2 separate regions of the Homo sapiens genome follow, and region 2 is linked to region 1. A link is an interaction called in ENCODE POLR2A ChIA-PET data of the cell type or tissue named here. Cell type or tissue: Panc1. All regions are shown on one strand.

The links. Peaks named below come from ENCODE experiments on the same cell type or tissue, not always from the same donor. Only the 100,000 strongest peaks of a DNase experiment are listed, where the experiment ranks them.
Region 2: POLR2A ChIA-PET joins it to region 1 with 18 read pairs; 2 of 35 experiments call an interaction of 5 or more read pairs at or near these places.

Annotation. Positions count from the first base shown.
Region 1 is chr9:36,475,082-36,480,081 of GRCh38, reverse strand. It overlaps a transcript of RNF38 not described here. Among named protein-coding and RNA genes, the nearest start is that of RNF38, 77 kb to the right of the region's middle. In Panc1, no CTCF peak of the experiment used is centred here; no DNase peak of the experiment used is centred here.
Region 2 is chr9:36,298,549-36,303,548 of GRCh38, reverse strand. LOC102724322 (a long non-coding RNA gene) reads right to left here. Exons shown (of 5, transcript XR_001746660.2): 3 at 4,646-4,810. It also overlaps the pseudogene HMGB3P24. Among named protein-coding and RNA genes, the nearest start is that of GNE, 43 kb to the right of the region's middle. In Panc1, no CTCF peak of the experiment used is centred here; no DNase peak of the experiment used is centred here; H3K27ac peaks cover 2,798 bases.

The DNA.
Region 1 (5,000 bases):
ACTTGAACCTGGGAGGTGTAGCTTGCAGTAAGCCGAAATCACGCCACTGCACTCCAGCCTGGGCGACAGAGTGAGACTCCATCTCAAAAAAATAAAAAAATAAAAATTCACATTTACAGATAGAGAAAAGTTGGAACTCATACTTAAAGAGACAGGGTCTTGCTATGTTGCCCATGGTGGTCTTGAACTCCTGAGCTCAAGTAATCCTCCTGCCTTGACTTCCCTAAGTGCTAGGATTACTACAGGAATGAGCCACTATGCCCGGCTGGGACTCATAATTAATAAAAAGTATTTTTCATTTGGCTTTTGTGCTATCTTATTAAAACTTTTTTTTTTATAGATTTGTCTTCCTATGTAGATTTTTATTGCCACCTCAATACATCTTTGAGCATCTACTGAGTGCCAGTAATGCCAATACCAACCACTGGTTAATTAGGATGATAGCTTTTGTTGTCAAAACTTCCTCACTTAAGGTCTTGAGAATCGCATAGAGGGGTGCAATTCAAGACAGTTATTGCTTGCTTTTCTCCCAAATTTCTTGCTTCCTTCTGCTCCCTGGTCTTCTGGGCATGGTGATTGTGCCCATCTGCCAAGATAAGCCCTGCTTCTCTCCACCCCCACATGGGAGGAGATGCAGAAGCTCAACAGAACCCTGGCTGGTCATTACAAGTAAATTCCCACAAACGATATTGAACTAGAACTGAGGGCCACCATAGTGGCTCCAGTTCCTCTTCCTCTGTTGCTACCACCCACTCTTTTCTGTGGAGCCTGGAGGGCACCCTCCCTCCACCATTATACAAAGAAGCTTTGTGCTCTGAGGATGTTCTAAAGGCGGGATTGCTGTAATTATAATTCCCTAGGCACAACCAAGTAGTGGGGGCAGGCGGGGTAAAGATGGTATCCAAGTACTTGTTGGTAGGGAGAAGTCAGGCAGGGATTAAAAATCATCTGGAGACAGTACCAAAAGTGGATAATGGAGCGTTGTTGTTAATAGTGACAGGAACGTGTTTAAGTGAATACATTTCAGAGTTTTAAATTATAATACTTGCAGCTTTAAAAAAGGACAAGACTGAGCTTGGAACCTTTCTCTTTAAGTCTGAAATTGTAACTTAAAAGTACTTTAGAGGAAAATATATAGAAATCTGGGTCTACTTTGCCTTATGTTTGTGTTACCAGAATGATTGATTGCCCACAAAAGCCGAATACATAACTTGCTTACTCTCCCAGGGATGCGCCCACTAATCTTTTTTTTTTTTTTTTTTTTGAGACAGCGTTTCACTCTTGTTGCCCAGGCTGGAGTGCAGTGGCGCCATCTCGGCTCACCGCAACCTCCGCCTTCTGGGTTCAAGCCATTCTCCTGCCTTAGCCTCCCGAGTAGCTGGAATTACAGGCATGAGCCACCACGCCTGGCTAATTTTGTATTTTTAGTAGCGACGGGGTTTCTTCATGTTGGTCAGGCTGGTCTCGAACTCCTGACCTCAGATGATCTACCCTCCTCGGCCTCCCAGAGTGCTGGGATTACAAGTATGAGCCACCGTGCCCGGCCAATCTTTTTTTTTTTTTTTTTAAATACTTACATTTTTGCGAAGTGATTTCTCCCTATTGCTACCAGAAAAAAAATCAGTTTATCTGGGGATGTATGCTTAATAAACGCTCTCTTTTTTTTTTTTTTTTTTTTGAGACGGAGTCTCGCTCTCTCCCCCAGGCTGGAGTGCAGTGGCGTGATCTCGGCTCACTGCAAGCTCCGCCTCCCAGGTTCACGCCATTCTCCTGCCTCAGCCTCCCGAGTAGCTGGGACTACAGATGCCCGCTACCACGCCCGGGTAATTTTTTGTATTTTTAGTAGAGATGGGGTTTCACCATGTTAGCCAGAATGGTCTCAGCCTCCCAAAGTGCTGGGATTACAGGCGTGAGCTACCACGCCTGGTAATAAACACTTATATCAACCATTCTACGTCATGATGTGCTTCTAAGAAGTCTTGTTGGCAATCTTTTAGTGAAAATTTTCTTCTTAATATGTTAATTATTACTGTATTACTTGGTATCTCAAACTGCTGTTTTCTGTTTGTTTGTTTTTTGTTTTTTGAGACAAGGTCTTGCTTTGTTGCCCACTCTGGAGTGCAGTGGCAGTGGTAATCATAGCTCACTGCAGCTTCCATCTCCCAGGCTCAAGCAGTCCTTCCACCTCAGCCTCCTGAGTAGCTGGGACAATGAGTGTGACAACTACGCTATCCTTTTTTCTTTCTTTTTTTTTTTTTTTGAGACAGAGTCTCCCTCTGTCGCCCAGGCTGGAGTGCGGTGGTGCGATCTCAGCTCACTGCAAGCTCCACCTCCCAGGTTCACGCCATTCTCCTGCCTCAGCCTCCCTGTAGCTGGGACTACAGGCGCCCCCCACCACGCCCGGCTAATTTTTTGTATTTTTTAGTAGGGATGGGGGTTTCACCATGTTAGCCAGGTTGGTCTCGATCTCCTGACCTCGTGATCCGCCTGCCTCAGCCTCCCAAAGTGTTGGGATTACAGGTGTGAGCCACAGTACCCGGCCAACTACACTAACCTTTTAAACTTTTTTGTGACATGGAGGTTTCACAATGTTGCCTAGGCTGGTCTCGAACTCCTGGGCTCAAGTGATCCTCCCACCTTGGCCTCCTAAAGTGCTGGGATTATAGGCATGAGTGACCATGCCCAGCCTGTTTTGTTGTTGTATTTTGTAAGAAATGCACCAAAGAGTTGATTGCAAGGTAATCTTTTTTTTTTTTTTTCCAGACGAGTCTTGCTCTGTCACCCAGGCTGGAGTGCAGTGGTGTGATCTTGGCTCACTGCAACCTCTGCCTCCCAGGTTCAAGCAGTTCTCTGCCTCAGCCTCCCGAGTGGCTGGAATTACAGGCGCCCACCACCACGCCCGGCTAATTTTTTTGTATTTTTAGTAGAGATGGGGTTTCACCATCTTGACCAGGCTGGTCTTGAACTCCTGACCTTGTGATCCACCTGCCTCAGCCCCCCAAAGTGCTGGGATTACAGGCGTGATCCATCGCGCCTGGCCAATAATCTTTAGACTTTAAGACTGTAAACTTCAGGAGTCCATTCTCAGGATAAGGGTGGCCCTTTTTGTTGCTGTAATTAGCATTTACGTCTATGGTGTACAGGTAGATAGTGTGTACTCCATGGAAACCTATGGCTACTGTAAGCTGTCCTTTCCTCTAATTACTTGGAGTCAAGTTAGGAGTTAGACCTTTATTCTTACCCGCCAGCATAATTTTGTCCTGGATTAGGAAACAGCTATAATCCCAGGACTTTGGGAGGCCAGAGTGGGTGGATCACCTGAGGTCAGGAGTTCGAGACCAGCCTGGCCAACATGGTGAAATCCGGTTTCTACTAAAAATACAAAAAAAAGTTAGCCGGGCATGGTGGTGGGCGCCTGTAATCCCAGCTACTTGGGAGGCTGAGGCAGGAGAATCACTGGAACCCAGGAGGCGGAGGTTGCAGTGAGCCAAGACCATGCCATCGCGCTCCAGCCTGGGCAACAAGAGCTAAACTCCATCTCAAAAAAAAAAAAAAAAAAAAAGATTGCCCGATAGTCCATTAAAAAGATATTGCCCAAATAATCCTTTGAAAAGGCTGTACCAATTTGACAGCTACATTTTATGAGACTTTAATAAAATACACAAGGTTTGGCTGGGTGGGGTGGCTCATGCCTATAATCCTAGCACTTTGGGAGGCTGAGGCGGGCGGATCACCTGAGGTCAGTTCAAGACCAGCTTGGCCAAGGGGAAACCCCGTCTCTACTAAAATACAAAAATTAGCCAGGCATGATGGCGGGTGCCTGTAATCCTAGTTATGGGGGAGACGGGAGACTCATTTGAACCCGGGAGACCATGGTTGCAGTGAGTCGAGATCACGCCACTGCACTCTAGCCTGGGTGGCTGAGCGAGACTCAGTCTCAAAAACAAAACAAAAACCTGTTTTAGTTAAGTATGTTGATTAGCAATGACTTATTTTAGCTTAATTGTAAACTATTATCTAGGTTATTTGCCTCATTTATAATTTATATTTCTTTCTTTTTTTTTTTTTTTTTGGAAACAGAGTCCCGCTCTGTCACCCAGGCTGGAGTACAGTGGCATTATCTCGGCCTACTGCAACTTCCACCTCCTGGGTTCAAGCAATTGTCCTGCTTCAGCCTCCAGAGTAGCTGGGACTACAGCCACCATGCCTAGCTAATTTTTGTATTTTTAGTAGAGATGGGCTTTCCCCATATTGGCCAGGTTGGTCTCGAACTCCTGACCGTGTGATCCGCCTGCCTCGGCCTCCCAAAGTGCTGGGATTACAGGCGTGAGCCACCGCACCCGGCTAGTTTATATTTCTTTAGGGAATTAACCCCTGTCTCTATTTTACTGCTCTCTGTTGGCCACTAAAAAATAATGATTTGAGGCCGGTCATGGTGGCTCACGCCTGTAATCCCGGCACTTTGGGAGGCCAAGGTGGCGGATCATCTGAGGTCAGGAGTTCGAGACCAGCCTGGCCAACATGGTGAAAACCTGCCTCTACTAAAAATACAAAAACTTAGCCAGGTGTGGTGGTGGGCGCCTGTAATCCCAGCTCCTTGGGAGGCTGAGGCAGGAGAATTGCTTGAACCCAGGAGATGGAGGTTGCAGGAGCTGAGATGATGCCACTCCACTCCAGCCTGGGTGACAGAGGGAGACTCTGTCTTACACACACACAAAAAGATAATGATTAATAATTACTAATATTAATAATAATTTGGTAAACATTTGTTGAATGCTTACTATGTACTAGACACAGTGAGGATTTCAGAGATAATTCAGATATGCATCAGTTCAATGATAGATCATGACAGTGTTAGCAGAACAAATGCATTTTTGGGATTGCAAAAACATCACAATTGCATTAATAGTAATAAGATTTTTTTTTTTTTTTTTTTGAGGCAGAGTCTCACTCTATTGCCCAGGCTGGAGTGAAATGGTGCTCTCTCTGCTCACTGCAAC
Region 2 (5,000 bases), 180 kb after region 1:
GGAGAAGGACGAGGAGGATGAACAAAGAAACTGTTTATCTGTCTCCTTGTGAATACATAGAGTAGGGGAGCGCCGTAACTGACACATCTCTTATTTAATGTCTGTTGCCCTCATTAGGTTTAATTACAAAATTTGATCACGATCGTATTGTAGTCTCTCAAAGTGCTCTAGAAATTGTCAGTGGTTTACATGAAGTGGCCATGGGTGTCTGGAGCACCCTGAAACTGCACCAAAGTTGTACATATTTCCAAACATTTTTAAAATGAAAAGGCACTCTCGTGTTCTCCTCACTCTGTGCACTTTGCCGTTGGTGTGACAAGGCATTTAAAGATGTTTCTGGCGTTTTCTTTTTATTTGTAAGGTGGTGTTAACTATATGGTTATTGGCTAGAAATCCTGAGTTATCAACTGTATATCTCTATAGTTTGTAAAAAGAACAAAACAACCGAGACAAACTCTTGATGCTCCTTGCTCGGCGTTGAGGCTGTGGGGAAGATGCCTTTTGGAGGGGCTGTAGCTCAGGGCGTGCACTGTGAGGCTAGACCTGTTGACTATGCAGTGGGCATCCATTTAGCTTTAGGTCGTCTTGTTTCTGTATATAGTGACATAGCATTCTGCTGCCTTCTTAGTTGTGGACAAAGCGGGGTCAGCTGGCATGAGAAGTTTTTTTTTTTTTTTTTTTTGAGTAAAGTGGGGTAGTTTTTAAACAAGCTGTAGAACTCTTCATTGTCAGCAAAGTGAAGAGCCACTGCATCAATGAAAGTTCAAGAACCTCCTGTACTTAAACACGATTTGCAACATTTTTTTTTGTATGTTTAGAATGCTGAAATGTTTTTGAAGTTAAATAAACAGTATTACATTTAAAAAAAAAATAGCCAGGCATGGTGGTGGGTGTCTATAATCCCAGCTACTCGGGAGGCTGAGGTGGGAGGATTGCTTGAGCCCAGGAAATCGAGGCTGTAGTGAGCCAAGATCATGCCACTGTACTGCAGCCTGGGTGATAGAATGAGACTCTGTCTCAAAAACAAGCAAGCAAACAAACAAAAACTCTGAAAGAAGCACTAGCAAAGAATTATGAGAGCATCTGAAAGGAATAATAATAACTCTTTTTTTTTTTTTTTGAGACAGAGTTTCGCTGTTGTTGCCCAGGCTGGAGTTGCAATGGCGCGATCTTGGCTCGCCACAACCTCCGCCTCCCGGGTTCAAGCGATTCTCCTGCCTCAGCCTCCCGAGTAGCTGGGATTACAGGCATGTGCCACCACTCCTGGTCAATTTTTTGTATTTTTAGTAGAGACAGGGTTTCTCCATGTTGGCCAGGCTGGTCTTGAACTCCCAACCTCAGGTAATCCACCCGCCTAGGCCTCCCAAAGTTCTGGGATTACAGGCGTGAGCCACCATGCCTGGCCACAATAATAACTAACTTTTATTGGGCACTCACTATGTTTTAGGCATCTTCTAAATGCTTTACATGTATTAATTTATTTAATCGTCACAAAAACCCTATGATGTGAGTGGGTAGCACTCTTTTTAGAAAACTCAGGCACAGAGTGGTTTAATATTGAAGAGGGGGAAAAATAACTTTTTTTTCTGCCCTTCATAGTTCTTAGACAGGATGGACCTCTGTAACACAGGACACATAACAAGAGAAAAACAGGCCGGGCACAGTGGCTCACACCTGTAATCCCAGTACTTTGGGAGGCCTAGGCGGGAGGATTGCTTGAGCTCAGAAGTTTGAGACCAGCCTTGGCAACATGGCTGAGATGCTGCTGTCTCTACAAAAAATACAAAATAAAATTAACTGGGCAGTGGCAGGTGACTTAGTCTTAGCTACTTGGGAGGCTGAGGTAACAGGATCACCTGAGCCCAGGAGGTTGAGGCTGCAGTGAGCTGAGATTGTGACACTACACTCCAGCCTGGGCAACAGAGCAAGATCCTGTCTCGAAACAAAACAAAACTCCAGAAGTTTAACAACATGTATACCTCCTATGTATCCATAGGAGATAAACAGAGAAAGAAGTAAACCTCAAAGAGGTGGCTTTGAATTCAGGGTTCAATACTATCATTTGCTGGACAGAGAAAGAAGGCTGTGGAGAAGGCTGATAATGAGGGAGCCGCCAGGAAAAGCAGAGTAAACAAGACTGAGGTTTGCTGCACAGATTTAAGCCAGAGCCATCTCTACTGATGAGTTCCTAGTGATTTAGAATCATCCTGCTTTTCCTGGTACAGAAAGGAAGACAACCCTTACAAATGGAGACTTCCGATCAAGCGTGGTGGCTCATGCCTGTAATCCCAGCAATTTGGGAGGCCAAGGCGGGTGGATCACCTGAGGTCACTAGTTCGAGACCAGCCTGGTCAACATGGTAAAACCCCATTTCTGCTAAAAACACATAAATTAGCTGGGTGTGGTGTCACGCACCTATAGTCCCAGCTACTTGGGAGGCCGAGGCAGGAGATTGCTTGAACCCGGGAGGCGGAGATTGCCATGAGCTGAGATCACGCCACTGCACTCCAGCCTGGTGACAGAGAAAGACTCTGTCTCAAAAAAAAAACAAAACAAAAAAACAAAAACAAATGGAGACTTCCTTTATGGATTAAATTTCCCTTACAAAAGGGTAATTTCTACTGTTTTCAGAGCTTCTCCTGTATCTGTAGCTTCTCAAAATCATCAGCTCAAAATAGTCCTTACGCTAAGGAGGCATATTTTGTGCTGGCATATGCTGGTCTCCTACAATAACTTGCCAAAGATCACAAAACTAATAAGCGAATTCGGGCTCCATGCCTGTGTCCTGCGTCATCTCACTGCAGATCTTTACAGGACAAGGCAAGTCACTTGGTAACTTCTAATTAGAGGGATCAAGGAAGACTTCATGGAAGAGGCAGCATTTGAATGAAGCCCTGAAAGTAAAGTAAAAGAGCATTCCAAGTTGGGAGCGTAGATACAGAGATGCAAAAAGAAATGTTTGGGGGTAAGCATTTGGCCTGGCACAAGAAGGTGGAAGATATTGAGGGGGAGCTTGGACTCTCTGCTAAGTGTCTACACACTATTGTGAAGGTATTGAGAAGTCAAAGATTTTTTCTGAGCCGTTTTTTCTAGCCCTTTAATACAAAATAGCTAACACCTACGCCAGGCATGGTGGCTCAAGCCTGTAACCCCAGCACTTTCAGAGACCAAGGCTGGAGGATTGTTTGAAGCCAGGAGTTCAAGACCACCCTTGCCAACATAATGAGACCCCCATCTGTATATATATAAAAAAATCAGGGCCGGGTGTGGTGCTCGCACCTGTAATCCCAGCACTTTGGGAGGCCAAGGAGGGCGAATCACAAGGTCAGGAGTTCGAGACCAGCCTGCCTAATATGGCGATACCCCGTCTCTACTAAAAATACAAAAATTAGCCGGGCGTGGTGGCAGGCGCCTGTAGTCCCAGCTACTCGGGAGGCCGAGGCAGGAGAATCGCTTGAACCCGGGAGGCAGAGGTTGTAGTGAGCCAAGATCGCACCACTGCACTCCAGCCTGGTGACAGAGCGAGACTCCGTCTAAAAAAAAAAAAAAAAAAAAACTAACGTCTAATATGGGGTGGTGGTAGAGGAGAAAAATTTCTGATATCTATTCTAGAAGTGCAACTTCATTGAAAACACAAGACATAAGAACACTCAAAAAAATGATAGACAAGGTTAAAAATGTGATACAAGAGATGTTTCAAGGTTGTGCATGGCCAGGCGCGGTGGCTCACACCTGTAATCCCAGCACTTTGGGAGGCCGAGGCAGGTGGATCACGAGGTCAGGGGTTTGAGACCAGCCTGACCAACATGGTGAAACCCCGTCTCTACTAAAAATACAAAAATTAGCTGGGCATGGTGGCGGGTGCCTATAATCCCAGCTACTCAGGAGGCTGAGGCAGGAGAATTGCTTGAACCCAGGAGGCGGAGGTTGCAGTGAGCCGAGATTGTGCCACTGTACTCCAGCCTGGGCGACAGAGCGAGACTCTGTCTCAAAAAAAAAAAAAAAAAAAAAAAGGTTGTATGTGATTGTTTAACAAACCACATGGTTTTGTAAATTTAAGGTTATATTAATTGTTTCTTTGGTTTGAATAGAGGGTTTGCAAGTAGAAGAAGAGTCTGGAAAAGGCTTTGGGCAGTTGAGACAGGTTTTGGAAGGAAGCTGCTATGGTTTGAGAATGTGTTCTCCAAAACTCATGTGTTGGAAACTTAATCCCCAATGCAACAGTGTTAGGAGGTGGGGCCTAATAAGGTGATTAGGTCATAAGCGTTCTGCTCTCCTGATGGATTAATGTCATTTTTGAGGGAGTGGGTTAGTTATCTCTAGAGTGGGCTGTTTTAAAAGTGAGTTTGGCCTCCTTTTGCTCACTTGCCCTCGCTCTCTCTTGCTCTTTTGGCTTCTGCCATGGGATGTCTCAGCAAGAAGGCCCTTGTCAGATGCTGGCACTTTGATATTGAACTTCCAGACTCCAGAACTGTGAGAAATAAATTGATTTTCTTCATAAATTTCCCAGTCTGTGGTATCGTGTTATAGCAACACAGAACAGATTAAGACAGAGGCCATAAATAATGGACGGCAAGCCCTATTGCCAAATGTGGGAATAAAACGGTTAATGCTGAAACTGACTGCCCAAGAACCCTCTCCTTACCTTCATAACGCCCCAGGGAGAGGAGAATCCCAGTAATGAGTGACTGGAAATAATAAACTGGCTCTGACAGGAGCCTAGGTGTCCAGATGTAGGCAGCTCCAGGCTGACTTTGTGGTTCCACAATCCAGAGTGAGAAAATTCCAAGGCTTCCTCCTAGACCACATCCTAAATGCGTAAGAATTGCCAGAGAAAATTATCCAAGATATGGAAATGGGCAAAGGAGATTACCAGGTTTCCTTTCAATGGAATTGTTATTACTGCCTATTGGAATTTCTGGAATTTTTGGATTTTATAGGGTTGTGCAATTTAACTGATTTCTTATTGACTAGGTTATTTTATAATTTTGTAGGAAATG